2 separate regions of the Mus musculus genome follow, and region 2 is linked to region 1. The links are chromatin loops, found by intact Hi-C in ENCODE. Cell type or tissue: heart. All regions are shown on one strand.

The links. A loop is a pair of places that touch in the nucleus more often than their neighbours do. Peaks named below come from ENCODE experiments on the same cell type or tissue, not always from the same donor. Only the 100,000 strongest peaks of a DNase experiment are listed, where the experiment ranks them.
Region 2: it touches region 1 in a loop (2.4-fold over the local background); 21 of 42 quality-filtered maps call a loop at or near these places.

What each region holds. Positions count from the first base shown.
Region 1 is chr2:157,093,944-157,096,443 of GRCm38, forward strand. Tldc2 (TBC/LysM associated domain containing 2) reads left to right here. Exons shown (of 6, transcript NM_001177439.2): 5 at 1,353-1,426; 6 at 2,403-2,500. Among named protein-coding and RNA genes, the nearest start is that of Tldc2, 8.2 kb to the left of the region's middle. In heart, a CTCF peak has its summit at 1,292 (motif pointing left); a DNase peak (open chromatin) is centred at 1,288; H3K27ac peaks cover 1,157 bases.
Region 2 is chr2:157,042,610-157,045,109 of GRCm38, forward strand. All of the region lies in intron 3 of Soga1 (suppressor of glucose, autophagy associated 1), which reads right to left. Among named protein-coding and RNA genes, the nearest start is that of Soga1, 35 kb to the right of the region's middle. In heart, a CTCF peak has its summit at 1,524 (motif pointing right); no DNase peak of the experiment used is centred here.

The DNA of each region.
Region 1 (2,500 bases):
TGCTAAAAAAAAATATTATTACATGAAATCCATTACTTCCAGGGGGTCACGGTCATCCCATACTTTGAAAAACTTGATTCTTGCCTGTGTCTTGGCCCGAGCTCTTTATGAGTTCCCAGTAATTGCACAAGTAACTGCTACTCCAAGTAACACGTGGAACTTTGTCTTAGTTTCTTCCGTAGCAATGTTTATCTTGCTCTTTCCAATCAGAAGGACACGTCCTTGAAGACAGCAGAGGAAGTGCAGAATTGATACAGAAGTCCCGTCTTCTTGTGCTGACTCCTTAGCTTTATCGCACCCCTTCGCACCCCTTCACAGTCTGGCCTTTACCTTTCTATTCTTCCGGGGTTGGGGAAGAGGAGTTGTTCCTTGTGATTGGGACATCGAATTACAGGAAGCAACATACTGGACTTTGGGGCCCTTTAAAAGCAACTTTATTGCCTATTTTGGTTCTTTAGTCTTCGTCCTTTTAATTCATGAGTGTGGCAAGGCACCCAGGGCGTTCTAGAACTACATTGTAGCGGGGCAGACAAGGCGAGCGAGCACTGCTCAAATGGAGCTGTCTCAGAGCTAGTAGATGCCTAGGGAAATCAATCAGGGGCTCTCTGCAATGGCACTCAGGCTGTAGGGTAAGAAATGACCCTTGGGGAGAAAAGCCTGGGTTGGGGAGGTCTGTGGACAGACGGGTCTGAACGTAGGGAGGCCCTAAGGCATGAGCACCTTCAGGTGTTGGTGAAAAGGAAGGCCAGTGTGGCTCAGGTGCAGTACCTAAGGGGAGGAGAGGGCACGGAGGAAAGCAAGGATGGGGGCAGGTGCACGCTGGCTGGAGGACTGAATTCTGTCTCCTTCACAGTGGAGGGGTGCCAGAAGGCTTTAGGTAGAAGACATATAGTGTGATTTAAAGTTGGTGGGCCACGCAGGTCACTATGGAGAGGGTTGTGGGAAGTATATGGCATGAGATCAGGAGGAGGCTGTGACCTAGATAGTGGGACGGAAATTCACAGGGGTTCACGGGGAGTCTTAGGTCAGATAGGGTGGTCTAAAGGCAGTTCCATTCCAGCTCTAGGCCTAGCTGCCTCCCTCTTTCTAGCTTTGAAAGCAGGAAGCTTTGGAGGTTTGATTGTTAGCATTTATTTGGCACTGCCAGGATGCAGGGGATCTGTGGCAGAGGGCATAAGGGGTGAAGACCAAGGAAATGGAAATATTAAGGCCTGGCAGCCCAGTCTTTCCTGGAACTCATTGGGTCCAGAAGCCTCCAGTCCCTACACAACACTGCCACCATGTGGCTTGGAGTCAGCCTGCAACGACAGCACTCAGAGGTGACCCCGCTTTTCCTTTTCCTCTTCACTCAGGTCTTTAAGTGGACAGGGCACAACTCTTTTTTTGTGAAAGGAGACCTGGACTCACTGATGATGGGCAGTGGAAGGTGCGTGTCTCTGTCCCCCACATCCTGGGGTGGCCCATGGCCCTTTCCCAAGGGTAGAATGGGCAAGGTGTGTTCCTCTCAGGCAGACTGCAATGCCCTTTGGCATCAGCACCACGTCTCATGCCTGGATGGCCACACTCAACCAGCCCATCCCCATCACACGCTTAGTGACATCTTAGTGTGACGTGACTGGGAACGAGGAGTCACAAGATGGGGAAGTCCCAGAGTTCCGAGTCCCATGGGACAAGGCTTGATAGAAGATGTGCATCTGGCTAAGAACACAGTCTGTGAGTTTGGGGGCAGGCGTGGGAGTTAGGAAAAAACAAAGGTTGTTCTCACCCTGGGGTGAGCCCTATGTGGAAGCACATTAAGTTATACCCTGAAGGTAAAAATAAAAGCATTCCTCTATCAGCTCAGCTCCACTGAGGGGCAGCAGGACACAGGGCACATCGGCCATCGCTGATTACCCATCCACTTCCTGCTTCCAGCCCAGGTTCTCTTTCAAATGTGATGAGAATGTTCTAAAACAGGGTTGAGGTGATAGCTGGACCACTGTGTAAGTTATTAAAACCAATGGCTTGTTTAAAAAAATGCCCTGTACGCTAGAGAGCACATGAGGAGGCCCCAAATCCTGATGAGCTGGAAGGGATGAGAACAGCCATGATGGAGGGACAGTGGTCGTGTGGTGATGGCAGCCAGTCACAGAGGCCTAGCACATGGCACAACCGTGCCGAGATTCCCCGTGTGTGCGTGCATGCACACGCATATGGAGAACTGAGGCTGACACTAGATGTCCTCCACAGTCCATCTCCACCATATCATTGAAGCGGCCTAGGCCCCGTGTGCTGCCCTCCCTGTGCTAGGGTTTTTATGTTATCTGGCTTTTTATGTTGGTGCTGGGGGCAGGTCCTCGTGCCCGAGTAACAGACATTGTACCTACAGAGCTGTCTCCAGAGCTCGTTCCCTCTCTCTTCAGTGGCCAGTTTGGGCTGTGGCTGGACGGAGACCTGTACCATGGCGGAAGCTACCCCTGTGCGACCTTCAACAATGAAGTGCTGGCCCGCAGGGAGCAGT
Region 2 (2,500 bases), 51 kb before region 1:
ACATCCTGCTCACTCCAGATGTCACATGTATGTATGTTTTCATGGCTGACGCTTGTCTTTCATCCGCTCATCAGAGGTTTCCCGGGCAAATCTCAGAGGGTAGAGCACATAGCAGTGAGCTAGACAGATGAGATGCTAAGGATGCTGTGGGCAGAAAGCCCTCCAGGCTGAGGACCATTCTTAGTGGTGCTTGCTGGCCAAGGGGGTCGCTTTATATGCTCTTCTTGTGTGGAATACACATCTAAAGACTATCCCAGGTCCCCACTAGCTCCAGCTGAGGCCATCTATGTGATGTGACTCACTCCCTCACAGCCAAAGGGGCTTGTCTCTAAAACTGCATGCAAGTCTCCGCCTCACGGGAAGTGACATTTCGTAGGACCCTGAACACAGGATGAAGACTAACTAACAAACAAAATACGGGTAGAAAACTATAAACAGCACAGGAGACTCGATCATTTCTGAAAATGACTGAGAGAGACTAGCAACAAACGAGGATTGAAAAACCCAGAAGCGTTGGAGGGAGGGGAATCAATGCATTGATTACACGGGTAAACACTGCATGGAACACAAAACAGGACAGCAATCCATGCTGTGCAGCTCAGGGGCAGAGCACAAAGCCCCAGTTCCCATCCCAGAGACAGACAGACACAGACACACACACACACATACACGCGCGCGTGCATTAAAAAATAGGCAATGAGCTGGGGGAAATATCTGCAATAGGAAAGCGGGTTAGGAATACAAGAAAGAGCATAGAAGTCAGGCCCAGTGAGGCAGGAGAATCGTAACCCAAGGCCCACCTGACAGATTTTGACCTTGTCTCATAATAAAAAGACAAATGAAAGACTAAGGGACGCAGTTCACTTTTAGAGCTTGCCCAGTGTGCATGGGACTCTAGGTTCAGAGAAGGAAAAAACCAAAACCAAACAAAATGGTTTATGGGAGGAAAACAAACAGATCTTAACCCTGAGAAGACACTCAGCCCTTCTCAGGAGGGAGACACCCAGAGCAATGCTACTGGGCTGAGCCTCTCACTGATCAGACTAGCGAAACCCTGAGCCACCTCACAGTATATCCTACTGGTGAGGCTCTTGCTAAACAAGAAGGTTTAGTTGTTGCTGGCATGAGTGCAAAACAGCGTAAGCCGCACAGATGGGAATTTGAGGAAATGCCACAATAATTAGTGCTGCAGTTACTTGTTTAAAAAAAAAAATCATTCACTTCGACACAAGATTCCACTGAACGCTTCCTACCGAGAGAGGATAATTCACGCTGGCAGCGTTGGAAACCACAGGTTGCTCTCAACTTTCTGAGTTGAGCTGCCCACTTGGATTTCTGAAAATGCTCCCAGTTGACTTTAAATACATGCTCACCACCAACCCTCACCTCTCACTCCCCACCCTTGTAGGCAAACCACTGACATAACACAAACTTTGCTTAAAATTTATTTGTATTTTATGTGTATGGGTGTTTTGCCCACATATATCTTTGTATATCACATAGTGTGCAGTGTGTGCAGTGCCTATGGAAGCCAGAAGAGGGCACTAGATCTCCTGGACCTGGAGTTAAGAGTTGGCTCTGAGCTGCCATGTGGTACTGGGAATTGAACTTGGATCCTCTGGAAGAGCAGCCAGGGCTCTTAATTGCTGAGTCATCTCTCCATCTCTGTGAGCCCTGTTTTGCTCAAACAGAGGAGGGAAGGAACTTGACCAGAATTCTATAGCAAATACAAAGCCAACCTGAGACCAATTTTTTTTTTTTTTCACTTTGTAGACCAGGCTGGCCTTGAACTCAGAAATTCACCTGCCTCTGCCTCCCGAGTGCTGGGATTAAAGAAAGGCGTGCGCCGCCACCACCCGGCTCCTGAGACCAATTCTTGACCTAGCTCTTGACTGAGTTCCAAAGGCTTGGTAGGAGAAAACGCATCTATGATTAGGGCCAGCATGGACCCTAGTGGTGTAGTGGTTTTCAACCTGCACGCAGAGAAGAATTTCCTGGGGGATTTAAGAAAATACCAATGACCAGGTACCACGTCAAAGATTCTGGAATAACTGGCCTGGGTTATGTCTCAGCCACTGAAATTTAAAGTAGCTTCCCAGGAAAGCAGGTCAGCTTTATCATGTGTGTAAGTGTGTCCGCATGGGTGCACATGTGTGTGTACATGTGTGTGAGCATTTATGTGTCATGCACAAATCCATGTGTGCATGTGTGCATATGTTTTCATGTATGTGGAGACTAGAGGACAACCTTAGGTCTGTGTTCAGAACACCTCCATCATTTCATCCTGTTTTTCTGAGTCATGGTTGTTCATTTGCCTGGATTATGCTAGGCTAACTGCTAAGGATCCAGGGAGTTCCTTACTGAGTCTGGGGGTTGTTGTTGTTGTTGATTTGTTTCTGTTTTGTTGGTGGTGGTTGCTTTTCATTTTTGGTTGGTTGGTTGATTTCTCATGACACAGGGTTTCTCTGTATAGCCCTGGCCATCCTGGAACTCACTCTAT